Linked DNA regions of Homo sapiens: region 2 is linked to region 1. A link is an interaction called in ENCODE POLR2A ChIA-PET data of the cell type or tissue named here. Cell type or tissue: PC-3. All regions are shown on one strand. Each heading gives the region's core, and the rest is flanking DNA. Links, peaks and the distances in the headings are about the cores only.

Evidence for each region. Peaks named below come from ENCODE experiments on the same cell type or tissue, not always from the same donor. Only the 100,000 strongest peaks of a DNase experiment are listed, where the experiment ranks them.
Region 2: POLR2A ChIA-PET joins it to region 1 with 6 read pairs; 1 of 35 experiments calls an interaction of 5 or more read pairs at or near these places.

What each region holds. Positions count from the first base shown.
Region 1 is chr11:114,339,944-114,357,165 of GRCh38, forward strand. No RefSeq gene overlaps it. Among named protein-coding and RNA genes, the nearest start is that of C11orf71, 52 kb to the right of the region's middle. In PC-3, for the core only: CTCF peaks have their summits at 8,444 (motif pointing right) and 8,648; DNase peaks (open chromatin) are centred at 8,448, 9,068 and 10,278; H3K4me3 peaks cover 729 bases.
Region 2 is chr11:113,291,100-113,303,647 of GRCh38, forward strand. The region is part of intron 1 of TTC12-DT (TTC12 divergent transcript); the gene reads right to left. Among named protein-coding and RNA genes, the nearest start is that of TTC12-DT, 17 kb to the right of the region's middle. In PC-3, for the core only: no CTCF peak of the experiment used is centred there; a DNase peak (open chromatin) is centred at 3,072.

The sequences.
Region 1 (17,222 bases), core at 6,650-11,649:
AACAATAATAACAGTAATTTATTTTGAACATGATATTATATATTTGACCCCTTACTTTTTTCTTTGGATATGTGTGTGTTGGGGGAATGACATCAAAGGCCTTTTAGTTTTTTTAAACTTGGTTTTTTCTTCCCTTCCATGAGGCTGACACAGGAAAATCTGACTTTGTACTCTGGCCATTATCAGAAAACTCTAGCATGGTTAGGGGAAACTGTGGCCTCTCTAAACTAATATGCTTATGTGTTACAGTGCATGTTAATTGGAAATCTGCAACTACCAAAAATGTCACTCAAACTGGCTTGAACGTTAAAGAAAATTTATTGATTTACAAACCTGAAAAGCCTAAAGATATCAGGCTTCAGTCAAGACTTGATTCAGCAACTCAAGGGCAGCAAAGACCCCGGAGGCTTTTCATTTCTCCTCTCTGCGTTACACAACATGTATTTTCTCCAAGTGGCCACAAGATGGCTGCAAGTAGCTTTCAGCGCTGCGATGTCCTTGCTCATATCCAAAGAGACGAGAATGTCCCTCAAGTAGCTTCTAAGGAAGAATGAAGTCGTTTTCTCCAGGATCCTCAAGGAAATGTGCCTTTGTCTTTGAGTAACACTAATTAGGTTCTATGTCCATCCCTGGCCACTCGTGGGGTGGGGTGGCCGTGTCGATAGCCTTAAGTCAGTCAAGCCCCATTCTTGGAACTGGGTGTGAAGTCAGCTTCCCTTCCAGCACAGGGGTTGTGTGAGGGAGGGGTGAACGCCCAGATGGAAATCAGGGTGCTGAGTCAGGAACTGGATGGCATTCGCTCCAGAGCCGCACATTTCCTCAGGAGAGAAGGCTCTTTCCTTTCCTTTCTCTGGTCTTGGAGCGGAAACGGCTTGGCGGCTCAGTTAGCACAGGATGAGACTCCAGGAAAGGACGCAGGGAGTGGGCTCATCTCCAGTCTAACCCCTAGTCTAGCTCACACGTGCCCCCACCCCTACCCCTCACAGTTCACCTGGATAGCAGACCAGGCTTGAGAGCAAGAGCCTATCTAGAAACAGGTGGAGTGCTCTGCTAGAACTCCTTGTCTATGGCTATTTTAGGAACCCCACCGAGTGGCAGCTGCAGGCAGCAGTTGAGCAGGTGGTGGCACAGGAACTGGGGGTTTAGCATGGTGGTCATCTTCTCACCACCAGCACCACTAACTAAGAAAGAGGCACCTGCAGACCGATATGTATACTCACCAGCTTTGTGATGATAACTACATCATTTAATGTTTCTGTTCTTTCTTTTCTTCATCTATAAAGTGGGGATCATGTGATAATAATAACCTCCTTGCCTATTTTGTGTTGAAAAAAGAGGAAATGTTTCTGTTCCCTGTCTCATCTTTTAATCTTGACCTATACAATTGGGAACTTCTACCCCGAGACTTCTGGCTTCCCTTTCTTCTCCCTTGCTAGTTCCTCCCAAAGGAAGAAGGATTTACAGATTGTGTTGGTCAGCCACTTATCACTGATAGAGCCACCCTTGATAGCAGGGTTACATCACAGGAAGCACTGAAGGCCAGCACTAATGCTTGGCATAGCCCCCTGCATCATCTTCCTTTCCCATTGCTGTAGGTAAGCAGACACATACATTTTTGAAATTGGTAAACTCAGCCAAAGATCCTTTCAAGATCTGCTCAGCTCTCTGGCCCCGAGAGTGCCCCTTCCAAATTTAGAAGGATTGGAGAGAGGAGCCTTCACTTTGACATGGGCTCACCACCTCCAGTTCAGCTTTTACCAGGCCTTTGCATTAGAATCTTGGGTTCTTCAACCCAAATATCCATCAATAATAGGCTGGATTAAGAAAATGTGGCACATACATATACACCATGGAATACTATGCAGCCATAAAAAATGATGAGTTCATGTCCTTTGTAGGGACTTGGATGAAGCTGGAAACCATCATTCTCAGCATTGATGACGGGGGGGAGGGATAGCATTAGGAGATATACCTAATGCTAAATGACGAGTTAATGGGTGCAGCATACCAACATGGCACATGTATACATATGTAACAAATCTGCATGTTGTGCACACGTACCCTAAAACTTAAAGTATAATAATAATAAAATTTAAAAAAAGAAAATGTGGCACATATACACCATGGAATACTATGCAGCCATAAAAAAGGATGAGTTCATGTCCTTTGTAGGGACATGGATGAAGCTGGAAACCATCATTCTGAGCAAACTATCACAAGGACAGAAAACCGAACACCGCATGTTCTCACTCATAGGTGGGAATTGAACAATGAGAACACTTGGATACAGGGTGGGGAACATCACACACTGGTGTCTGACATGGGGTGGGGGGAAGGGGGGAGGGATAGCATTAGGAGAAATACCTGATGTAAATGATGAGTTAATGGGCGAAGCACACCAACATGGCACATGTATACATATGTAACAAACCTGCACGTTGTGCACAGGTACCCTAGAACTTAAAGTATAATAATAATAATAATAAAAGAAAGTCATAACAAGAATTAAAAAAACTTGGGTTCTTGTCCTGCCATCTTTTAATAAAGTGAGAAATCCTTCTCAGCTGGCTACTGATCTTTGTATATGGGCTTCTTTGGCAGGAAACTGGGGGAGGACTTAGGAGTGGGGTGGGGAGAAGGTGGAAATACATGCCAAGGCCTATCTCACTCCCCTATACCCTGCTGGGTTGTGGAGGTGAAATTAAGTTGCATAGTTGAAAGTATTTTAGAAGTGAAACTGAGCACAGATGTCAGGCAGCACTAGCCTCAAGGTGGATGGCGTAAGGAGTGATGCCCTCTCCTAGGAAATGGCTGGTGCAGATGTCAGTTCTATAAGGAATATTCCCACTTCAGTTACTGGAACTTTGATTATTAGCCGGGAGATTTTTCTCCTCCCAGATGTGGCTTGAATAAAAGTGTGTCCTCACATAAGACATTGAGTGGGCACCACTCAGAAGCTGACTGATGTTATTGAGTAAAAGGGAGGGTGCCCAGTGCACTAGAAGCCAATACTGTGACACCAGGTTTTGGAGAAAAGAAAAGATTTATGTTGAAAGTGGACTCTCAAGGAGACAGGAGTCAAGTTCAAATCTGTTTCCCTGCACTGGCTTCCAAGCAGTATTTTTATTAGAAAAGGTTCAGGGGTTAGATTCTGAGACTATATAGGTAACTGGTGAAAGGAAACAGGAGGTCTGGGAAGGCCCTGCGCATGTCCAGTTGTTTCTTCCTGCTATCTCATGGGTCACATGTGTGAATTTGGGGGGAGTTAGTATGAAACATGTGGAAATTCGGGCTGGGACGCCAGCAAGCTTGTTCTGTGCAAACTCCAGTCAGCCATCTTAGTTTCCACCGATTCTAGCCAGGTTTTTCTTGATGTCAGCGTCAGAGTCTCAGCAAGTTGTTTCTTTTCTTACCTGCTGTCCTGCAAACAAGAATTTTTGTTAGTCGTTGGTTTCTTTAACTCTTTGGGACACAATTCCAATGTGCCCTACTTGGAGGAACAGTTAGTAGCAGATCCTCTCTTCTTCCTCCTCTATGAGAAAAAGTAACTTTTTGTTAAGTCCACTTCCTTTCAATGTGCTTCGAATTTCAGTGTCTCCTGGGATACGTTGTCCTAACTCTGTCTTTTCATTTTAGCTACACTCACTCTTTTTCTTTCTACTTCCTTTTACTATCCACCCTCTTCTTCCTTAGCTCCAGAATGATTTTCAAACCAATGGTGGTACTAAGTCGCTCTCTCTATTGTCACTAATGATGTCATAATCATCTCATTCACATTCAAAGTTCTGTTTTAGTTCTCATCCTCCTTGATGTCCCTGTCATTGTTGTTCGCCATTTTTAAAAAATTATTTAATATCATCATTGTTTATTTTTAAAAGAACATCTGCAATTGCACTATAATGCCACTACACAGATATCTTTTTGACCTTGTCTAGTCTCTTGACATACTTACTTTTTTTTTTTACAAAGTTGGAAACAATGTACATATTGTTTCTTGCTTTGTTCTTTCATGTAATATTATTTCTAGACACATCATACAAGGGTAAAGCTGAAGGAAGCCTACAGATCTCATATGCCCTCTATATTTTACAGGTGAGAAAACTAAGATTTGTTGGAAATGCTCAGTGGAAAGCACCAGTGGCCAGGACCAGCAATTCCCAAATCCCAGTCAGCCCTCTACCTTGGCTATAGAACCCACAGGAGGGTTTCCCCAGTTTGGAGAGAGCACTTGGGGTGTTTATTTAAAATGTAATTTCCTGAACCTACCACATCACTGAATCAGGATCTTCAATAATGGGGCATACACATTTGTAGTTTTTAAAAAGATACCTAGGTGACTCTTCAGCATATTACGATTTGAGGCCAGGTGCAATGATTCATGACTGTAATCCCAATGCTTTGGAAGGGCAAGGTGGGAGGATTTCTTGAACCCAGGAGTTTGAGGTTACAGTGAGGTGTTACAGTGCCACTGCACTCTACCCTAGGCAACAGAGGGAGAACTTGTCTCAAAAAAATAAAAATACACATATACACATGTACCCCTGAACCTAAAATAAAAGTTAAAATAAATAAATAAAAATAAATAAAATTCAAGAACCACCGTTTGAAGAGTTTAAGTCACAGAAGACACAGAGGCAAATGTTCAGCACTATAAACCAGGACTTCTGAGCTGAGCTAGACTACCACAGACTTTGCCAAAACTAGAGGCAACGTAAACAGCCAGTTCCTTGTCTAAGCAGAAGAAGTCACCTTCAGGCCTGTCTTACCACAACCAAACCAGTAGAAACCGACGCACTTGTTCATATGAACTATAAGTAGCTTGTTCATGTTACTATAAGTAACTCATACAGTTTCTGGGTTTTTGAGCTATAGGAGAGAAGAGGGAAGAAAGAAATAGCCTAAGAGAGATTCAAGAGAGCTGTTGACACCATCTAAGAAAAAAGTTAATCCAGTCCAGTTGTATTAAATATCACTTTATTCTTCCCAACACATATGCCCTATATGTAGATTGGCACAAAATTGCATGCCTATTACAATTTCTGCCATCTATGGCTTCATTTCAGCCATGGTTTTAAAAGTAGAGCTCTCTGGGTGTATTGTGTGAATGGCTGCAGGTTGTGGGGGTTGGGGAAACCATGAAGTGTTGGAGAGAGGAGATGGGCTGGCAGTAAACCTTTGAGCATGCCTATAAATTAGACCAGTGTTTTATGAACTGCTGGTTGTGATATATTAGAGGGTTTGAAATCAATTTAGTGACCAGCACTTTTATATGGAGTGGAAAGGAATGAAATGGAGAGTAGAACAGAATAGAATAGACCATCACGTATTACTACTATTTTTATTGAGACAGAGTCGTCTTCTCCCACTCAGGCTGGAGTGCAGTGGCATGATCATGGCTCACTGCAGCCTCAACCTCCTGGGCTCAAGTGATCCTCTTACCTCAGCTACTTGAGTAGCTGGGACTATAGCTATGCCCCACCATGCCCGGACAATTTTTGTAATTTCTTTCATAATAATGGAGTTTCACCATGTTGCCCAAGCTGGTCTTGAACTCCTGGGCCCAAGTGATCCATCCACCTCAGCCTGCCAAAGTGCTGGGATTACAGGCGTGAGCCACTGCACCAGGCCTACCATTATTACCGGTGATTACGTGTGTGTGTGTGTGTGTGTATGTGTTTGTGTTTATAAGGAATCAATGTAAAATTTCCTTTTTTTCAACCACTTTATTGAGGTATGACTGATCTCACTTACATGTAGAATCTAAAATAGGCAAACTCATAGGAGCAGAAAGAATGATGGTTGCCAGGAACTGGGGGGGTGGAGAAAAAGGGTTGGTCAAAGGGTACAAAGTTTCAGTCATGCAAGATAAATAAGTTCTGGACATTCCTACCCAACATAGGACATATGATTGCCAATGCTGACAATACTGAAAATTTGCTAAGAGGATAGATTTTACGTTAAGTGCTCTTATGACAAAAGAAGAAAAAATTAAACATTTTTAGGTAGTGGCCAAAACATTTGAAAACTGCTGTGTATTGGTGGAAAACTGCTGTGTTAGAAGATGAACAAAGTTCAGAGAGGTTGAATTCTTAGCCAAAGGTTACTTAATTTTAGATCTTTTGACTCCAGATCCAGTACTTTTGCCCCTAACACTTCCATGCAGTTCACATTTCCCTTTGCTTGCAGAATCTTCATGTTTTCATTTCTAATGAATGAATATTAGGTTTATATCACATTATTTGTTTTATTATTTCTCTAATATTGAGTATTTTGGTAATTTCACTTTTAGCTATTATAAATAATTCAGCTATAAATATTTTTATAATTGTGTTTTGTTCTTTTTATGAATTGCCCATATAGGCTATATTTTCTGGTATGATTATTCTTGTGGCTCTTCACTCCAAAAAACAACCAATTTACACTTTTACCAGCAACCATTTCACAACAGTCTCACTAGTACTGGATTTTATCATTTATTCTTATACTTGTTTATCTGGTATGTGTTAAATGGCCCCTTAGAATTGTTTCCATTTGAATTTCTTTAATTAACTTCCAAGGTTTAGTGTTTCGCCTGTTGGTTTTATGTTGGTTTTCCTGGTGTATGAACTGTCTGTGTGTGTCTTGGTCCCACTGGCAGCCTGGTTTGAATAAAAGCAATATACTTTAGATATTAAACTTCCGATATGCAGCCATATTTATAGCAAACAGTTTTTCTTATTTTCTTACAACTCTTTCTGCCTTGGTTTTGTGAATTTTCATTATTTCACCATCTTACTTTATTTTTATTTTTTTATTTTTTATTTTTTGGTGCAGTGGCAAGATTTATTAAAGCGAAAGTGAAAGTAAAGCTTCCACGCGGTGGAAGGGGACCCAGAAGGGATGCTGTTTGTGGCTTGGCTGTCTTATGCTTATATCCCCTTATGACCCCTCCCCTTTCCTCTTTTTGTCCTATAGAATTAGCTTATTTTCTATCCACCTGTGGGTTGGCAGGCCTGATTGGTTTAAAACATCAGGCTGCAGTTAGAGCTTAAACTCCCTATATAATTGGTTGAAATTTCAATCCCTTATCTTGCAGCTTTGACTCATTTTGGCTTAGGGGAAAGTCCCCTTTGATTGGTTGAAGTTTTAATTCCTTTGCTTGCAGCTATGATTTATTTTGGCTCTTGCAGCTATGATTTATTTTGGCTTAGGTAACGTCCCCTTAGGGAAGTCCCTATTGACCCAAGGAGTCCAGCCAACTTAGCCACTTAGTCCCTCAGTCCCCTCTCAACAGGAAAGCCCAAGTGCTGTTTGGAAGTTGGGCGACGATCGTTCTTGCTACTTCCTGCTGAACTGCGGGGTAGAAGGGGCTCCGCAGTTGAGGTTTCCTCGGGAGGGGAGTCTTCAGTGTCGTAGTGCAAGAATGGGTTGGCGGGTCAGTCTAGGGGTCCTCGATGGTAGGTGCTAGTGGTGATCATTTGGGGCTCCATTTGTCTAACCATTTTCAGTTTCATGGATTCTATTCTGGAAGAGACAAATTTTACAAGGAGGTTAAAAATGCAGGGTCCAAAGATAAGCAACATCACAATAGCCATCAAGGGTCCCAAGAAGGGGAGAAGCCAAGGCATCCATTGGTTGACAATACTCCAAGGTCCTGTGTCTTGGAGCGCTTATGCCCGGCACTGTATCCAATCTTGAAGCTCTTTAACCTTCTCGTTGACAATTCCAGATTGATTAACGAAATAACAGCACTCTTCTAGAAAAAGACAGGTTCCATCTCTTTTGGCTGTTAATAAATCTAAGGCTGTCTGATTTTGAAGGGCTACTGCTGCTAAAGAGTTAAGCTGGTTTGTAAAGTGACCAAGCAAATCTGCGACTCATTTCATGTCATCATTTAACTCTTGTGATAATTTGTAATAGGATTGGGTGGAGGTGGTAATGCCTCCAATGCCGATTCCTAGTCCTCCTAGTACCCCAACCCCAATAATGAGTGGCAGGACAGTACAGGTAAGCTGAAATGCTGGGTTTCACGGATCTTTAAAGGCAAATAAAAATTGAGAGTCAGAATGCAGAGGGATGAAGAAGAAAGTGTACTTAAGATCTAGGACTGTAAGCCATTCTGCTTCCTCTGGTATCTGGGAGAGTAGAGTCTAAGGATTAGGTACAACTGGATACAGAGGAACAACTGCCTCATTGATAATTCTGAGGTCTTAAACTAACCTCCATTGTCCGCTGGAGTTTTGTATGCCTAGAATGGGAGCGTTGCATGGACTGTTGGATGGCTTTACTTATCCCTGTGTTTTTAGGTCTTTAACAATCTTTTGTAACCCTTGTTGGGCTTCTGGTCTGAGGGAGTACTGCCTTTGAAAGGAAAGGAGGTAGGATCCTTTAATTTAACTTGAACTGGACAAGCGTGTTTTGCTCATTGGTATTGTCCTTCCTCTGCCCAGACTTCAGGATTAATTCCTTCCTCCAGTAGAGGGCAGCAAACGGGTATTCCTTCTCCTATATTCAAGTATATAATGGCCCCTGCTTTAGCTAATATGTCCTTCCCTAGTAAAGGAGTAGGGCTCTCAGGCATAATAAGAAAGGCATGTGAGAAAAATAAGGTTCCCCAGTCACAATTTAGAGGGTGTGAGAAATACCTAGTGACTGGCTGTCCTAGGACCCCTTTGATGGTGACAGACCTGGAGGATAGTTGTCTGGGACGAAAGAGTAAAACTGAGAAGGCCGCGCCAGTGTCCAGGAGGAAGTTAGTTTCCTGGCCCTCAATGGTTAAGCTTATCTGGGGCTCTGTGAGGGTGATGGCATGCTCTGGCGCCTGCCGCAGGCACCCTCAGTCCTGTTGTTGGACCATCTTGTTAGTGGCCTCTGGCCCAGAGGACCTTCTCCCTCAGGGGCAGTGTGCCGTCCAGTGATCCCCCTGGCACAAGGGACATGGATGAGGGAGCGGCTTATTTTTGCTTGGGCAGTCCTTTTTGAAGTGCCCCTGTAAGCCGCACTGATAACAAGCCCTGTTAGGTGGGTTGCCTGCCCAGCCCTTCTTTCTTTCAGAGCCACCCAAGTTCGTCTGCCTGAGGGCAATGATGACTAAGGCAGCGGCCTTTTTCTTGTCTCATCTGTCTCGTTCAGCCTGCTCCTCCTGATCCCTATTATAAAACACTGAAGTTGCCAAATTCAATAGAGTTTCCAAATTTTGCTGGGGGCCCAGGGCAGACTTTTGAAGTTTTTTTCTTATGTCTGCAGCTGACTGAGTGATAAACTTATCCTTTAAAATTAGTTGGCCTTCAATAGAGTCAGGTGACAAAAGGTATGCTTTCTTAATGCCTCCCTTAACCTCTCTAAAAATGCCGTAGGGTTTTCTTCCTTTCCCTGCATATGGTGGACATCATTGAGTAATTCATCGGCTTTTTTCTGGTCTTTCTTAATCCCTCTAGTATACAAGTCAGTAAATGCCTGTGACTCCAGTGTCCATGCTCCGAATCGAGGTCCCAATGGGGATCCACACTGGGAACTGCCTGTTGGCCTGTGGGGAATTGTTCCCTTTCTTCTGATGTCATTTTATCATTTACCTGGCTTAGATACCAGAGATCCCCAAACTCCTGGGCTGCAGCTAAGGTGGTCTCTTTTTCGTTAGGAGTTAATGTTTGACCTAACAACAACATAATCTCTCTGGATGCTAAATCAAAAGATTGTCCTAATTCTTGTAAGACGTCTATGTATCCATCAGGATTATCTGAGAATTTTCCTAGGTCCAGTTTGATCTGTTTTCACCATTTTACACTTTTATATAATCCTACCCATTATTACTTTATAATTTGAATTTCTTCTATTCTCTAAGTCATAAAAATAAATTTCTGATTAATTACAGTTAGAAAAAGTATTCTATTTAATTTTTGTAATATGATTTGTAACTCTCTGATACACATGCACAAAATGTTTAAAAATCCCTCACCTGTGTGGAATGTGAGGGTCTAAGTTAAGAACTGAGTGCTAAGAACCTTTTTACTCTTTTTCTGAGTCAGTGGTTCTCAATGAGTGATCCCAGATCAGCGGTATCTAGGAACTTGTTAGAAATATAAATTCTCAGGCCCCTGTTCCACTCCTTCTGAATCAGAAACTCTGGAGAGTGGGGCCGAGTAATCGATGTTTTTTGCTTTGTTTTGTTTTTCTTTTTTGTAGAGACAGGGATTTGTCATGTTGCCCAGGCTGGTCTCAAACTCCTGGGCTCAAGCCATCCTTCCACCTTGGCCCCCCAAAGTGCTGAGATTACAGGCGTGAGTCACCGGCTCAGCCAGTCATCGATGTTTTTAGAAGCCCTCCAGGTGATTCTGATGCATGCTAAAGTTTGCATACCTGGGTACGAACTCAACAGCCTCGATTACACTCACTTCTAACTTTTAATTAATTGGTAGTAGACATCATCTGCCTTTGCTAGGCGGTCCCCTTAGGGCCCACAGAGCATCATTTATTCCGTTTATCAAAATGCGTAAAGACAATGTCCCTCCATCCCCACCCCTTATCAGTGTAGCCAATTATAATATATGCCCATGCCTGCAATTTACAGTCTTGCTTGTAGCTACCCTCCACTGGAAACCCCACTACTACTTCATACTTGTTAAAGTTTGCATGAAGATATTCTTCCGGTTACCCTCCTGGGTTATTAGCTTTAAGATAATATGTGTATTTTTATTTTTGCTTATAGGGAATTTCTCAGCTATGCTTTCTGATTATTTCTTACTCTCTTGCGTCTATCCCTAGTGGCTTCTCGCTGATCTTTTTTCTTCTCCCAAGGTCAGTTTTGAAACACCTTTTTTTTTTTTTTTTTTGAGACAGAGTTTCACTCTTGTTGCCCAGGCTGGAGTGTAATAGCGTGATCTCAACCTCCGCCTCCCAGGTTCAAGCGATTCTCCTGCCTCAGCCTCCCGAGTAGCTGGGATTACAGGCATGTGCCACCACGCTCGGCTAATTTTGTATTTTTAGTAGAGATGGGGGTTTCTCCATGTTGGTCAGGCTGGTCTCGAACTCCTGACCTCAGGTGATCCACCCGCCTCGGCCTCCCAAAGTGCTGGGATTACAGGCATGAGCCACCACGCCCGGCCTTGAAACACCTTTCAATACTAAATCTGAGATTAGCAAAAGGCAACACTCTTCAAATATTAAACTTTATCAGGAAAATTTCAGAAATTTTCAGGAATATAAATAGAAAATGTCAATGTTGCTAACTAGGAATGCCTTTAGCTATACAGGAGAACTTGCAAAGATCAGGATGTTTTTAGGGTCACAGGAAGTAGTCCAGGTTATGGTTTTACCTCTAGATAGCCACAAAGTAGATTTTATCAGTTTGTCCACAGTTCATCAGGCCCCTGAAAACCCAACCAATAATGCTGAGCTTCAAACACACCAACGCTATTTGGGACAATCTTCTGTGACCCTCCTTTCTTTGATCCCTTTCACATCTACTCCCATCTATGGAGGCTCACTTTGTCAGTAATAGCATTCCTGCTATTCCTGGTCTAAATAGATGCCACTCACCAGAACTCAACTGGCCTTTGTAATATGAAATGGATGCAATGAAATAGCAATTATATTCCTGTCAGGCCCTGCACCAGCTCCATCACCTTATGTATGGAGAGGACTTTACCAGAAGAGTGATCCTGAGAACCAGGAGCTACCTTTAGAATGCCCCACAATGCATCACAAATATTGACTGGGAGAGCACAAGGGTGTCTCAAACCCACCTTATGGAGCAGAAAACTGCCTTAAAAGCAAAAGCACCTATCTGTAGGTGGGACAAGCACGTTCATATTCCATGCCTCTAGCAACCAATGAAGTTAAGCTGTAGACATCTCAATGCCTTTTGCAGCCAGGCTCCAGGCCTCTTAACACCTTTTCCCAACTTTCTGCTACTCTAATCCTCTCAAAGCCAATGACTTTCCCGTTGTAGACCTCCTCAAGTAGAATCCCACTTGCCCATGTTCCCTTTGTATGCAACCCACACAAGGAGCCTCTGGTGGGCCGGGCATGGTGGCTCATGCCTGTAATCCCAGCACTTTGGGAGGCCAAGGTGGGCAGATCATGAGGTCAAGAGATCGAGACCATCCTGGCCCATATGGTGAAACCCTGTCTCTACTAAAAATACAAAAATTGGCTGGGCATGGTGGTGTGCACCTGTAATCCCAGCTACTCAAGAGGCTGAGGCAGGAGAATCGCTTGAACCCAGGAGAAGGAGGTTGCAGTGAGCCGAGATTGTGCCATTGCACTCCAGCCTGGCAACAGAGTGAGACTCTGTCTCAAAAAAAAAAAAAAAAAAAAAAAAAAAAGAAGAAGCCTCTGGTGTCGTCCCAGATTTACAGGAGATTGCAGTGCACATTTACCACACACCTCAGTCTAGAGCCATAGCTCCATGGAAGCATTGAAAGATGTAGGTGTTCTATAGAGGCTGCACTTGAAAAACAGGGCACACTGGGGCAAGTCAACTCTGGGAAAATAGCCACCTTAGTAAATAATTCGCAGAAGTGAGGACAGAGCCATTGCAAAGACACGCTCTGCTCCTTGGATCATCTGTGGAGGCTTCAGGATAATCTTAACTCCCAAAACATTTTAAGATAATTTAGAACAATTTCTTAGCCTCCTCCTCATATAGCTATAAATTATCAATATTTGTATGGGAGGGATGAAGAAATGCATTATTTCATGTTTGAGATGTGGCAAGCCCCTGTCTATGGATTGCATAGAACTTCTGAATTTCACCTGGTCTGAGGGTCCCACAGAGAACTTAATTAACTTGTCACTCAGCAGCTCACTCAGGGATGGGTCCAGGTAACTAGAGCCACCAGAGTGGGGCTGCTGTCCCAGCTACCATCTTGGAAAGTACCACCAGTCTGATTCAGATACAAGTGGATTCTGAGAGTTCTTGGGGATGAAGTTCACAACCCTGAACATATCAGCACCCATCTAATTAGCACTACAAGCCGGCCATCTCAGGCCTTCCCAGCAAAGTTAGAGATGTAGGCATTCACATGATGTTTTCTATATACCACAGAATGCCATCATATTAACTTATAGTAGTGGCTATACTTTTCTGGTGGCTGAAAGTGACTTATTTCCAGGAAACCTATGTATTGTATTGAGTATTTGGACATCCAGATCAGTAGTCAAAAGGCTGCTTTGTGGGCAAATAATCAGAGTTTACAGCTTAGATAGTCTTCAAGGATTTCATTTATCCTGTGAAAGCCTACTGAAGCCATCCCTACTATGTAGAAAAAAGAATGAGGAGAATGTTTGTGCTCACTAAATGTAGTGTTTCTCTCTCTCTCTCTCCCTCTCTCTCTTTCCCCCTGTACACCCCCATCTTTGGAATGTATTGGATTGGATAAATACTAACACATTGTTACTATTCATTTGCCTTTCCTATATGGTAGAATAATTCCAATAATAATGAAATATTAATTGATTGAAATTAATAATGCTTATGTTATTAATGGTTTCATTCCATTTATATTAATTTATTCATTCTTGTAGCAAGTATTAATGAACTTTTTCTATGTGTCAGGTACTATTCTAGGCACTGGGGATATGGTATGGAAAAAGTAAGAAAGATTTCTGCACCCTTGAGGGCTTACAACCTGTCTCCTATATTTTCCAGAATGCACGCTGTTCACTTTAATTGAATCTGGGTTTTTGCCAGCACATCACAGAATGAGGTTAGATATCATTCTTTGAGAATGACTATCCTGGGTTTGAGATCATCTATATATGGACCATGACCATGAAAATGAAATATAGCTTATTTTGGCAATGACCACTATTATCTCGCATTAATACAGCATTTTCTACTTAAAGAAACATTTCGCTTTGGCAGCAAACAGCAATCAATAAACAAGAGATTATCAGTAACATGTAGGCAAATGTGGCAGAATTCATATCAGGCTAGGTTTTGTTTTTGTTTTTGTTTTTCAGTGACACGTAAGAAGCACAGCACTTAAATGTAAGGGAATACTGGATTTTTAAATGTGATCCGATGGCATTTGGAAATTCTTCCCTGAAAATACATATTCTTGAAATAAACGTACACCTCCCATTGTATATGCATTTTATGAGCATGAATAAAAAGAAAATAATGATTCCATAATTTCATGCAAGACCCAGAATTTTTCTTCACTGTAAACAAGATGTGCACGTTAAACAAGCAGTACATGTTACCTGAGCACTATTCTGTTAACACGTGCGCTGTCTTTGTAATAATATCATATCTGCATCAGGATTGTGACTGATGCTGTTGGCTCCCTTCCCAACAACATTCCTTGCATCATTCCTTGCAAGCAGAATCTTATTTTCTTTGAGTGGTTTAAGGAGAAAGACCTCCTTCTGAACCCAGAAGATGAATCATGATTAGTCTATGACCTCATCTTCCTTGCCAGTGATTGGCAGGCATAAATATTTGATGTATTCTGGCCAATGAGGGATGAGGAGGAATCCTCCTGGGGGCTTATGGGAAGGGTTTTTTCACTCATAAAAAGAGACAAAGAGAAAGCAACTTTTTTCCTGCCTTTGAATATTATGGATTGAGGATGGGATGCTTGAAGTTGCTGTCTTGCAACTGTGAGGGGACAGACCTGACCTGAGAACAAAATCTAAAACCATACAGATGGTTTTAGATTTATAATAATAAAATAAGTTCATATTATTATATTGTGTGTGATATATATTATATTTATATAATAAAATTATATTACATATTTACATAATAAAACCCTTATAATTTAAGCCAGTGATCTCCAAAATGGAAGAAAGAAAACAATAGAAAATCAATTTCTTTCTATGTGTTAACACCTCATTTTTTAAAAGCATATTTAAAATACAAATTGAAATCAGTAGCTCCACTTCGTCTATTATTTGTCAGAAAGCTGTGTCTCCAGACAGAGCCAGGAGACAGGAGTGGGAGTTTCATAAGCATAATGCGACTTTTGACGTATTATAATTTACCTATGCCCAATTAAGTGGACTCAAAGATTATATTTTCTTAAATAATATAATTTTCAAAATTTAGACAGAGTATTTTTTAAAGGATGTTTGGAAATGTTTTCATTACTATGTATTTTGTTGCTAAAAGTATGTCATTGTGTCATCATGCGTAAGACCACAAATTTATCCGACTTTTCAAAAATCTTTCTAACAGAGTATTTCAGTGAGTTTTGAGCAAATTTATTAAAAATAAAAGCTAACCTTCCAATAATAATTTTCAAGATCAATGTTTTTCATTTGGGGAGTTGGTAATGTACTGACCAGTTTCACAATTTGGGGATGGGACTGACATACTCATTCTACCCTCCCTTCAACCCCTGGTCATCACTAATCTCTTTACTGTCTCCATAGTTTTGCCTCATCCGGAATGTCATGTAGTTGGAATCATACAGTATGTAGGCTTTTAAGATTGACTTTTTTCACTTAGCAATACGCATTTAAGCTTCTCTATGTTTTTTTGTGGCTTGGTGGTTCATTTCTTTTTAGCTCATTTCCTTTTTTTTTTTCCGAGACAATCTCACTCTGTCGCCCAGGCTGGAGTGCAGTGGTGCGATCCTGGCTGACGGCAAGCTCCGCCTCCCGGGTTCATGCCATTCTCCTGCCTCAGCCTCCCAAGTAACTGGGACTACAGGCGCCCGCCACCATACCTGGCTAGTTTTTTGTATTTTTAGTAGAGACGGGGTTTCACCATGTTAGCCAGGCTGGTCTCGATATCCTGACCTCGCAATCCACCCCTAGCTCATTTCTTTTTATCGTTGAATAATATTCCATTTATTCATTCACCTATTGAAATACATTTTGGTTACTTCCAAGATTTACTTCCAGCAATTATTAATAAAGCCGTCATAAACATTTTATGTGTTTTTATTACCATTTGGTAAAATACCATTCTTAAGAAATGACAGCCAGTTATGAACTTCTTTCATTTAGATCTATGAACATTTGCAAAGGATTTTTTCTATTCTGACAGCCACCAAAACCTAGTACAAAAACAAATTTAGACTCTCAGATGTTTAATTTTGAAATATTTTTCAAGTTTCAAAAATAATAAAGCAGAGTACCCCCGCTAAAAATGTCAGTAGTAAGTATAAAACCTGGAACTGTTTCTAAAGTTTATTTATATTTATTATATTGTTAAAATTGTATTTTTATATACATTTATAAAATGTATAAAATTGTATTTTTATGTATGTTTATAAAATGTACATAACATTGATACAGGTAATGTGTATACTTTATATATAAATGAATACATACTTTTATATAAATTGTTGAGTGCATTCTCAAACAATTTTTCTTTTACTGTTAGGTGTGCACAATCAAGAAAACATATAGGCCAGCCACAGTGGTGCCCAGCATTTTGAAAGACCAAGTGGGAGGATCACTTGAGGCCAGGAATTCAAAATCAGCCCTGGCAACATAGCAAGAACCCATCTCTACGAAACCATTTAAAAATAGCTGGGTATGGTGATGTGGGCCTGTAGTTCCAGCTATTGGGGAGACTGAGGTGGGAGGATCCCTTGAGCCCAGGAGTTCGAGGTTGCCGTAATCTATGATCGTATCACTGCACACTCCAGCCTGGGGGACAGAGGGAGTCCCTGTCTTGAAAAACAAACAAAAAACCACACATATATTTTAACTGAGTTTTCTATTACTTGTAGCCAAAATATCCTTCTTTAGTGCTTTACTTAGAAATGGCTTTCACATACACTTTTAAAAAATAATAGACTGTTTTTGATAATAGTTTTAGGTTTATAGGAAATTGAACAGAAAATATAGTTTCCATATACACTTCCCACCCAACCCCCATTTTCCTTTATTATTAATGTTTTGCATTAGTGTGGCACATTTGTTACAACTGATGAACCAGTATGAACTAAAACCTGAAATTTATTAGAATTAGAATTTACTCTTGTACATTCACGGGTTTTGACAAATGTGTCCACCCACCCTTACAGTACATCCTTACAGCACAGTTTCACTGCCTAAAAATCCTCTCTGCTCCATCTACTCATTTTACCCTCCCTTCAACCCCTGGCCATCACTAATCTTTTTGCTGTCTCCGTAGTTTTGCGTCTTCCAGAATGTCATATAGTTGGAATCATACAGTATGTAGCACTATAAGACTGTTCACTTAGCAATATGCATTGAAGTTTCTCCACGTCTTTTCATGGCTTGATAGTTCATTTCTTTTTATCATTGAACAATATTCCATT
Region 2 (12,548 bases), core at 676-5,675, 1.1 Mb before region 1:
TGCATGGGCAGGGGCCGATGCAATGGGAATGCGCTCATCGACATGTTTGCTAGCAGTCACATTTCCTAGACCCCCTTGTTTGTATGGTTCCAGTTAGAATTAGACAAAGGAAGAACTCATGTGTGATTTGAAGGCAGAAGGACGTGGTGTCCATCATGCTCTTAAGGACTTATAGTCTCCTGCAGTGACAGAGAAATGTGGAGGTGCTCATGAGTCCTGCACACCTTTGCTCTCCTCCACGCAAGTTCAGCTGACCGTCAGCATCCTTCTGACCAAGCTCAACCTCAGGTCTACTGCCAGACATGTGGCCACGGGACACAGAGAGATCATAGCCTCCTATGGACCTGTTTATGAAATTCCCCTTCACACGCACATGGGGTGGCTCATGTGAGGGAGGAAGCAGCAGCCATGGAAAGAGAACAAGTTCAAGATCTGTGTTGGAAGTAGGCTTGGCAGGACTTGCTGGTAGGTTGGATGGAAGATGTGGCTTAAAAGGGGGTCAGGATGTCTCCTAGGCTTTGTCTTAAGCAAGAAAGCAAATGTTTCAGGCCATTTATTGAGATAAGGAGCCTATCTAGGATTGGAAATAAGAGTTCTTCTTTGGCCATTGTGGTAGGTTGAAAAAAAGGACAATATTGTGGTAGATTAGGGAAAAACTGGTCACACACACACATACACAAATGTCTTCAGCAACTCCCAATCATAATCATAAACTTACATTAAAAATGCAAATGCAATGCAAAGATGTTTCTTTTTCTTGAACACTTGAAAGTAAATTTCTGGCCAGATGCTCCAGCACCTGTGAATATTGTACTATTTCTTATAAGCAAGGACCTTCTCTCCCCTACATAATCAAGATCAAAATCAATGTCAAGAAATTAGCATGGGGCCAGGTGCAGTGGCTCACCTCTGTAATCCCAGCACTTTGGGAGGCCGAGGCAGTCAGATCACGAGGTCAGGAGATCGAGACCATCCTGGCTAACATGGTGAAACCCCGTCTCTACTAAAAATACAAAAAAAATTAGCCAGGCATGGTGGCAGGCGCCTGTAGTCCCAGCTACTCGGGAGGCTGAGGCAGGAGAATGGCGTGAACCCGGGAGGCGGAGCTTGCAGTGAGGCAAGATCGCACCACCACTGCACTCCAGCCTGGGCCACAGACAGACTCCGTCTCAAAAAAAATTAACATGGATACAATACTATTTTTTAACCTGCAGTCCTTATTCAAATTTCTCCAGTTGTTCCTCTGATGATCCTTAAACAAAAGAAAAATAATCTTTGTGTGTTCAACATTCACTCCAGGAACACACCATTTTTTTTAGTTTCATGCCTCTCTAGTCTCCATCAATCTGGAAGATGAGTTCTGTTTTGTTTGTCACGATCTTGACATTTTCGAAGAGTTCAGGCCATTGGTTTTGTAGAATGACCCTCAATTTTAGCTTGTCCAACATTTTCTCACAACGAAATTCAGGTGCTGCTCTTTCACAGGAATGCCATGGAGCTGGTCCTCTCACTCTGGCTTCATCTTACCAAGTGGCACGTGATCTCCATCCTCCTGTGTCTGACGATGCCCACTTGGATCACTTGATTAAGGTGGTGTCTGCCAGGCTTTTTTGCTGTGAAGTCACTCTTTTCCCCTCTTTGTAGTTAAAAAGCATTTGTTCATTGTGGTAGTATTAACATTAATTGAGGGCATGCTATGTGTAGAGGGACTTTAAAACTTTGTAAATATCCCGTGCCCCATCAAACTTTCAATTGATTGTTTATCTATCAGATAAACACTATCAGAAAACCACTAGACTAGACTAGTGATTGTCTAGTTTTCAGTGAATTCTGTTAGCTTCATTATTTATTTTGATGTGCAGATTGTCCCTGATCCGGTCACTCAGTGGGAGCCCATTCCATCTGGTTTCTGGTTTTTACATGACCTAATCATTCTTTGAGCACTTCATTACTTCCTGACACAACAGGATGTTACATTCTCATCTCGTCCTTTCTCTTCTTCAGTCCTGGAAGCAGCCATTTCTTCAGGAAACCTAAGTTTCAAGAGATGCTGGTGTAGTGTACTCATTGCTCCCAGGACTTCTCAGTGGACACATTGGTTTTCTCTGGAGAGCCTTGATACAAATGGGACATGGCAGAACTAGAACCTGAATCAAGACTTATTTTACTCTATGCTCAGAGCTCTTTATTTTTCTCAGTGAAAACTGGCTTAAGAGGAAGAGACACATATGTGTATGGATACATACATGTACCCTATTGTCACAGGATACTAGAAATATGTGGATAACCTCACATCTTTATCCTCTTCCTAAATGGTTCTTCCAAAGTCTGGATGGACAACTGTTTCCCCAGCACAATGAATTCAACCCACCAAAGCTTCTCATTATCCCTTTCTTCATCCCTCCTCCTCCAACTCCTCCCCTCCCCCGCCTTCCTCTGTTGCCTATCACAGAGAAGGGCAGAGCCATCCATTCGCTTCTGTAAGCTGAATAGCTGGCATTGTCATCAGAATCCTTCCTTTCTCTCTCCCCATTTCCAATTTGTCAATGTTTTCTATTGATTTTCTCTACTGAACATCTCTTGTATTCATCTCCTCCTCTCCAACCCGGCAACTGCTGACTTGGTCTCTCAACGCCTCCCATCTGTGCTTTGCAATTGTATGCACTTCCTTGCCCATAGGCAAAGTCCTGGTGGCTGAGCACCAGCCACAACACTAAGAAGTCAGCAAGTGAGAGGTGAGTAAAGGACATACATGTATAGTCTGTGGAGCTGTCTCAACAAGGAATGGCACAATCCAAGGCTACATCGATGCTCTAAGGCAGGGAGGCAGAGAAAAAGGATGGGGGTGTTCAGGCAGTGAGGACCAGTCCAGGGAGACGTAATAGAGGAAGGACTCAAAGCAGAAGGCAAGGCACAGAGCCTGGGGTCATTCCTCTGTCCGTAGCCGGAGAGCCTCCACCTTGTCCGGTTTCTTATCTTTCTGTAGTGCAAATCTGTGACTCACTTGCTTAGAACACATCAGTTGTTTACCTTCACCTGCAGGACAAAATCTCAATCCTTGGAATATCCCCCCTGTCTCCCTCTGTGCCTCACTGAGTGCAACTTCCCCTTGTATTACTCACTCCTATAAGATGGAATTACTGATAGTTTCCTGATGACACTGTGTTCTCTCACCTGTGTGCCTGCACACCTGCTCGTCACTGTGCCCACAGTGCCTTGCTCACCTGGCAAAGTCCTACTTCTCTTCCTTCTCCTATGCTTGTGTCACACACTGCACAATTCTCCACTGAAGCATTCATGCCATCGCATCATAACTGTCTGCAGGTCTTGCAGATTTGCAGGAAAGACCATAAGCTCCTTGAGGCCACTGTCTTCACATTGTCTTGTCATTGTCTTCATGCCCCTGCTCCATCCCCATGCCACTAAGTTGTTGCTCAGTACATTTGTTGAATGGATAAACAAATGAATTCATGAACTAGAAGTTGGGAGGAGAGAGTGGTTTAGGACAAGAAGTTGTAGGGGATTTTCTTTAAACTTTTAATGTGGAAAAATATTAGATTTACAGAAGAGTTGCAAAGATAGTATGAGGAGTTCCTGCATACACTTAACCCAGGTTCTTCTAATGTTACTCCCCTTTGGTTATATCTGATATAGCCAGAGAAGTCTTACCAACTAAAGAATTAGCATTAGTAGAGTGATACTACCTAAACTAAAAATTTTATTTAGATTTCACCAGTTCTCTGCCAATGTCCTTTTTCTGTGCCAGGATCTCATCCAGGGAACCACGTTGTACCTAGTTCTCAGGAGCCTAGGTTTCTGCTTAGTCTTCTCCTTAATATTCTCCAGACTGCAGTACTTTCCTTGTCTGTCATGACCTTGACACTTTTGAAGAGTACTGGTCAGGTATTTCACAGAATGTCCCTCCATTTGGGTTTGTAATGATTTCCCTCACGATTAGAATAGGGTTATAGATTCTGGGGGAAGAATGTCAGAGGTGAGGTCCTTTTCTCATTGCATGACTTCAGGGATTATGACATCAACGTAAAAGGTTACTACTTTCCCCTTCCATACTCTGTTCTTTAGAAGTGAATCACTAAATCCAATGAACACTCAAGGGGAAAGGAACTGAGCTCCACCCCTTAGAAATGGGAGTACCTACAATTATTACCTGGAATTCTTCTGTTGGGGATATTTATTTTTGCTATAATCCAGGTAGTCAAGTGAAGCCTATGGACCTAGTCTCAGAATATTTTAAATTTTAATGTATTGATTTTTTGAAATGAAATACATGGGATTATAAAGGAAAACAGTTGCATTGATATACGATTATTAAACTATTTTTTAAAAAAATTTGTGGCATAGGAATTAAGAAGAAATTACTAAGGCAGATAGTGAAGGTACAGGAGTTCTCAGTAAGATTTTCCTTTTTAATGAAAAGCAGCCCCCAAATCATTTTCTAACAAAGAGCAGCCTGTAAAATCCAGATGCAGACATAGACAAACAAGCTAGAGGCTTGCACCAGTGAATGCCAGCAGGAAAAAGCTACCTGAGACTAGACATGTTCAAAATGGCGGCTCCATCTTCCCTTCTCTTTAACAGCCAAGTGTACAGTAAGGGCTTTCTGGTCAAGTGAAAAGCCCATTTGCATAATAAGATTAGAGTGGGGTGGCCAGCCTTCCCCACATACTATGTAAACGTCACACCTGATCGAACCAATCTGTGGGCTCTACATAAATCAGACACCACTTCCTCAAGTCTGCCTATAAAATCCAGAAAACTCCACCGCCAGCTCGTCCTTCCTTTTGGAAGCCCCTCTCTCTCACTAGAGAGAGAGAGAGCTGTTCTCCTTTCTCTTCCTTTTGCCTATGAAACCTCTGCTCCTAAACTCCTTGTGTGTGCCTGTGTCCTAACTTTTCTTGGCATGAGATGACGAACCCCGAGTATTTACCCCAGACAATGACACCGCATCAGTAATACATGTGCTTATTTATCAGTTCTTCAAAACACAAGGTCTGGTAGCATGTGTAAGATGCTTCAGTTGGAAGCTTCGACTGTGATTTCAAAGTGTTGCTCAGCATAAGTGACATCACAGCTGATGCTAATACCACAGTGGGTTGTTGCCTATATTAACAGTGAAACTAGAAAGTGAAGCAAAAATATTCACAGATCTTTTGAAAGAAGCGGCATTGCCACTGCAAATTCTGTGAGACAGGCAAAAAACGGTGAGTTCCCAAAGTGTGAGAGGGGGAAAACTGGCCTCCGAACACACATCCTCACTGGGGAACCTGAAAATCCAGATTACAGAAGGATTTAACCTTACCTAGAGCTGAAATGGACTTAGTGCGAAATATAAAAGTAGAAGCAGCAACAGGAAGAGGCTTGCAGGCACTCTTCCTCTCCAGCTCAATCCCAGGGAGGCCATCCCTGACTATATCTCATAGGAGCCCTTGGGGAAGGCAGCCAGCAGAATTTGGGAGGGGTCACAGGGTGAAAGAAGTTTCCAACTGAACTTTGTAATAATTTCAACTGTGCACAAACTCTCTTGAGCAGAATCCAGGGGTGAATGACAGTGTGGGCAGATGGGGAGGGGTGTGGCTTCAAAGTCTTGCTGGTTTTCTCAGCAGGGAAGCTTATAGCCTGGGGCAAGATCTGGGTTCTGCCTGCAGGCTGCCTGAAGATAAACTCAGTGCTACTAGTGGAGTACAGCAGGAGAGAGACCGGCCTCACCAGGCAACTGCCTGGGAGCTGGGTGAGCCCTATCCCTACTGGCTTTCCCCCACTTCCCTAGTGACAGAGGCAGCCATAATCCCTTCTGGAACATAACCCCATTGACCTAAGAACCACTCCACCACCATTTCTCACAGTAGCCTGGGCAAGCCCTGCACAAGGAGAGTCTGAGCTCAGATAGGCCTAACCCTGCCCCCACCTGTTGGTATTTCTCTACCACCCCGGTAGCCAATCACAAAAGACATAAACTCTTGGAAGCTTTATGGCCCTGCCCATCACCTGAGAAACCCAAATACTTACCCTGGCTAAGGTAGGGCAAGCTTATATCCCCCTTCTACTATCTCAGCTGGTGCTCTCTTAAAAGCACCACCTCCTGGCTGGAGGTCAACCAACTCAGGACATCACAGCAACTCATGACAGAATAACCCAGCTCCAAGGAAAGAGAAAACAACAGCTAATTCCACTGCCTGCAACATGCTGACTAACCAGTGGTCCTGAGTTTGTCCCTGTGGCAACTTCACTGCTAGCGTCAGCAGCATTTGAGAAAGCCAACACACTAAACACATCTACAACCACGGACTCTCACAGAGTCTATTTCACTCCCCTACCACCTCCACCAGAGCAGGTCCTGGTATCCCCAGCTGGGAGACCTGAAGATGGATCACATTGCAGGGCTCTTTGCAGACATTCCCCAGCACCAGCCCAGAGCCTGGTAGCCCTGCTGGGTGGCTGGACCAAGAAGAGTAATAACAATTGCTGCAGTCCATCTCCCAGGAAGCCCCACCCCTAGCGAAAGGGGGAGCACGCCACATCAAGGCATCACCCCATGGGACAAAACAATCTGAACAACAGCCCTTGAGTTCCAGATTTTTCCACTGAAATAGTCTATCCGAATGAGAAGGAATCAGAAAAGTCATTCTGGAAATATGACAAAACAAGGTTCTATAACACCCCAAAAAGACCACAATAGCTTTCCAGCAATGGATCCAAATCAAGAAGAATTCTCTGAATTGCCAGAAAAAGAATTCAGAAGGTTGATTGTTAAGCTACTCCAGGAGATGCCAGAGAAAGGTGAAAAACAACTTAAAGAAATTTTTTTTGTAATGCAGGATATGGATGAGAAATTCTCCAGAGAAATAGATATCATAAAGAAAACACAATCACAACTTCTGGAAATAAAAGACACACTTAGAGAAATACAAAAGGCACTGGAAAGTGTCAACAATAGACTAGAACAAGTAGAATAAAGAACTTCAGAGCTTGAAGACAAGGCTTTTGAATTAACTCAATCAGACAAAGACAAAGAAAAAATATTTAGTCAGGGCATGGTGGCTCATGCCTGTAATCCCAGCACTTTGGGAGGCCAAGACGGGTGGATCATCTGAGGTCAGGAGTTCAAGACCAGCCTGGACAACATGGTGAAACCCCATCTACACTAAAAATACAAAAATTACCTGGGCATGATGGTGCAAGCCTGTAATCCCAGCTATTTAGGAGGCTGAGGCAGGAGAATTGCTTGAACTCCGGAGGTGGAGATTGCAGTGAGCTAAGATCACACCACTGACCTCCAGCCTGGGTGACAGAGCAAGACTCTGTCTCAAAAAAAAAAAAAAAAATTAAAAAATGAACAAAGCCTCCAAGAAATTTGGGATTATGTTAAATGGCCAAACCTAAGAATAATTGGTGTTCCTAAGGAAGAAGAGAAATCTAAAAGTTTGGAAAACTTATTTGAGGGAATAATCGAGGAAAACTTCCCCGGTCTTGCTAGAGATCTAGACATCCAAACATAAGAAGCTCAAAGAACACCTGGGAAATTCATTGCAAAAAGATAATCACCTAAGCACTTAGTCACCAGGTTATCTAAAGTCAAGACTAAGGAAAGAATCTCAAGAGCTGTGAGTCAAAAACATTAGGTAACCTATAAAGGATAACCTATCAGATTAACAGCAGACTTCTCAGCAGAAACCCTACAAGCCAGAAGAGATTCGGGTCCTATCTTTAGCCACCTGAAACAAAATAATTGCCAGCCAAGAATTTTGTTTCCAGCAAAACTAAGTTTCATAAATGAAGGAGAGATAAAGTCTTTTTCAGAGAAACAATGCTAAGAGAATTAGCCACTACCAGGTGAGAGCTACAAGAAATGCTAAAAGGAGTTCTAAATCTTGAAACAAAACTTCAAATTATGCCAAAATAGGACTTCCTTTAAGCATAAATCTCACAGGATCTAAAAAACAATAATGCAACAGGGAAAAAAACGGTATTCAGGGAACAACTAACATGATGAATAAAACAGTACCTCACATCTCAATACTAACATTGAATGTGAGTGGTTTAAATGCTCCACTTAAAAGCTAAGGAATGGCAGAATGCATAAAAACCTACCAACCACATATCTGCTGTCTTCAAAAGACTCACCTAATGCTGGACTCCCATAAACTTTAGGTAAAGGGGTGGAAAAGATATTACATGCAAATGGAAACCAAACGCAAGCAGGAGTAGCTATTCTTGTATCATACCAAAGAGACTTCAAAGCAACAACAGTTAAAAAAAAAACAACAAAGAGGGATATTAAATAATGATTAAAGGATGAGTCCAACAAACAAAATATCACAGTCCTAAATATGCATGCACCTAACACTGGAGCTCCCAAATTTATAAGACAATTATTACTAGACCTAAGAAATGAGATAGATGACAACACAATACTAGAAAGGGACTTCAATACTCCACTGACAGCACTAGACAAGTCATTGAGACAGAAACTCAACAAAGAAACAAGGGACTTAAGCTATACCCTAGAACAAATGGACTTAACAGATATTTACAGAACATTCTACTCAACAACTGCAGAATATACATTATTTGCAACAGCATATGGAACATTCTCCAAGACAGACCATATGATAGGCCACAAAAAAAAGTCTCAATAAACTTAAGAAAATCAAAAATATATCAACTATCTCTCAGACCACAGAGGAATAAAACTAGACATTAACTCCAAAAGAAACCCTCAAAACTATACAAATACAGGGAAATTTAAAAATCTGCTCCTGAACGATCCTTGGGTCAACAATGAAATCAAGATAGAAATTAAAAAATGTTTTGAACTGAAAGATAATAGTAACACAATATATAAGAACTTCTGGAATACAGCAAAAGCAGTGCTAAGATGAAAGTTCATAGCATTAAATTCCTACATCCAAAAGTCTGAAAGAGCACAAATAGACAATCTAAGCTCATGCCTCAAGGAATTAGAGAAACAAGAACAAACCAAACCCAAACTTAGCAGAAGAAAAGAAATAACCAAGATCAAAGCAGGATTAAATGAAATTGAAACCAAAAATCCAAAAGATAAATGAAATAAAAAGCTGATTCTTCGAAAAGATAAACGAAATTGATAGACCATTAGTGAGATTAAGCAAGAAAATAAGAGAGAAAATCTAAATAAGCTCAATTAGAAATGAAATGGGAGATCTTAAAACCAATACCAGAGAAACACAAAGATCATTCAAGGCTACTATGAACACCTTTACACACAGAAACTAGAAAATCTAGAGGAGATGGATAAATTCCTGGAAATATACGACCCTCCTAGATTAAATCAGAAAGAAGTAGAAACTCTGAAGAGACCAATAACAAGTAGCAAGATTTAAACAGTAACTTAAAGATTGCCAACAAAAAAAGTCCAGGATCAGATGGATTCACAGCTGATTCTATAAGGCATTCAAAGAAGAATTGATACAAATCTTACTGAAACTATTCCAAAAGATAAAGAGGGAATCCTCCCTAAATCATTCTAGGAAGGCAGCATCACCCTAATACCAAAGCCAGGAAAGGACATAACAAAAAAAGAAAACTACAGATCAGTATCCCTGATAAACGTAGATGCAAAAATCCTCAACAAAATACTATTAATAGCTAACTGACTCAAACAACATATCAGAAAGATAATCCACCATGATCAAGTGGGGGGGATTTCATACCAGGGATGCAGGGATGGTTTAACATATACAAGTCAATAAATGTGATGCATCATAGAAATAGAATTAAAAACAAAAATCATATGATCATGTCAATAGATGCAGAAAAAGCACTGACAAAATCCAGCATCCCTTTATGATTAAAACTCTCAGCAAAATTGGCACAGAAGGGACTTACCTCAAGGTAATAAAAGCCATCTATGACAAACACACAGCCTATATACCAAACAGGAAAAAGTTGAACACATTCTGCCTGAGAACTGGAACAAAACAATGACACCCACTTTCACCACTTCTATTCAACATTGTACTGGAAGTCCTAGCCGAAGCAGTCAGACAAGAGAAAGAAATAAAGGGCAACCAAATCGATAAAGAGGAAGTCAAACTTGCTGTTCACCAATTATATGATCATATACCTAGAAAACCCTAAAGACTCATTCCAAAAGCTCCTAGATCTGATCAATGAATTCAGTAAAGTTTTAGAATACAAAATGAATGTATACAAATTAGTAGCACTGCTATACACCAACAATGACCAAGATGATAATCAAATCAAGAACTCAACCCCTTTTATAATAGCTGCAAAACAACAACAACAAAAAACTTAAAATAATTAGGAATATATTTAACCAAGGAGGTGAAAGATCTCTACAAAGAAAACTATAAAACACTGAAAGAAGTCATAGATGGCACAAATGGAATCACATCCTATGCCCGTGGGTGGATAGAATCCATATTGTGAAAATGACCATACTGCCAAAAGCAATCTGTAGATTCAATGCAATCTCCGTCGAAATACCATCAACATTCTTCACATAACTAGAAAAAACAATCCTACAATTCATATGAAATCCAAAAAGAGCACACATACCCAAAGCAAGACTAATTAACAAGAACAAATCTGGAGGCATCGTATTACCCGATTTCAACCTATAAGGTCATAGTCACCAAAACAGCATGGTACTGGTATAAAAATAGGCATGCAGACCAATGGAACAGAATATAGAACTCAGAAATAAAGCCAAATAGTTGTAGCCAACCGATCTTTGACAAAGCAAACAAAAACATGAAGTGGGAAAAGGACACCCTATGCAAGAAATGGTGCTTCGATAATTGGCTAGCCACATGTGAAAGAATGAAGCTGGATCCTCCTCTCTCCCCTTATACAAAAATCAACTCGGCCGGGCAGGGTGGCTCATGCCTGTAATCCCAGGACTTTGGGAGGCCGAGGTGAATGGATCACAAGGTCAGGAAATTGAGACCATCCTGGCCAACATGGTGAAAACCTGTCTCTACTAAAAATACAAAAATTAACTGGGTGTGGTGGCATGCACCTGTAGTCCCAGCTACTTGGGAGGCTGAGGCAGGAGACTCACTTGAACCAAGGAGGCGGAGGTTGCAGTGAGCCGAGATTGCGCCACTGCACTCCAACCTGGTGACAGAGCAAGACTCCATCTAAAAAAAAAAAAAAAAAAAAAAATCAACTCAAGATGGATCAAAGACTTAAATCTAAGATCTGAAACCATAAAAATTATAGAAGATATCACTGAAAAAACTATTCTACACATTGGCTTAGGCAAAGAGTTCATGAGCAAGAACCCAAAGCAAATGCAACAAAAACAAAGATAGATAGATGGGACTTAATAAACTAAAAAGCTTCTGCACAGCAAAATAAATAACCCACACAGTGGGAAAAAATATTCACAAACTATGCATCTGACAAAGAACTAAGATCCAGAACCTACAAGGAACTCAAATAAATCAGCAAAAAAACACAAATAATCTCATTGAAAAGTGGGCAAAGAACATGAATACACAATTCTCAAAAGAAGATATACAAATGGCCAACAAACATAAGAAAATATACTCAGCATCACTACCTTTATCAGGGAAGTGCAAAAAAAAAAAAAAAAAAAACCACAATGAGATACCACCTTACTCCTGCAAGAATGACCATAATTAAACAATAAAAAAAAAAATAGATGTTGGCATGGATGTGGTAAAAAGTGAACACATTTACACTGCTGGTGGGAATCTAAACTAGTACAACCATTATGGAAAAAAGTATGGAGATTCCTTTAAAAACTAAAAGCATAACTAACATTTGATCCAGTAACTCCACTACTGGGTATCTACCTAGAGGAAAAGAAGTAATTATATGAAAAAGATACTTGCAGATGCATGTTTACAGCACCATAATTCGCAATTGCAAAAATATGGAATCAGCCTAAATGCACATTAACCAATGAGTGAATAAAAGCTATATATATATATATATATATGCCATAGAATACTATTCAGCCACAAAAAAGGAATAAACTAATGGCATTTGCAGCAACCCGAATGGGGTTAGAGACCATTATTCTAAGTGAAGTAACTCAGGAATGGAAAACCAAATATTGTATGTTCTCACTTATAAGTGCCAGCTAAGCTATGAGGACGCAAAGGCATAAGAATGATATAATGGGCCAGACATGGCGGCTCACGCCTGTAGTCCCAGCACTTTGGAAGGCCGAGGAGGGAGAATCACTTGAGGTCAGGAGTTTGAGACCACCCTGGCCAATATGGTGAAACCCTGTTTCTACTAAAAAATAACAAAAATTAGCCAGGCATGGTGGCAGGTGCCTGAAGTTGCAGCTACTCAGGAGGCTGAGGCAGGAGAATTGCTTGAACTTGGGATGCAGAGGTTGCAGTGAGCCAAGATTGTGCCACTGCATCCAGACTGGGTGACAGAACGAGACTCCGTCTCAAAAAAAAAGAGAATGATATAATGGGCTTTGGTGACTTGTGAGGGAAGGTTGGGAGGGGCGTGAGGGATAAAAACTACACATTGGGTACAGT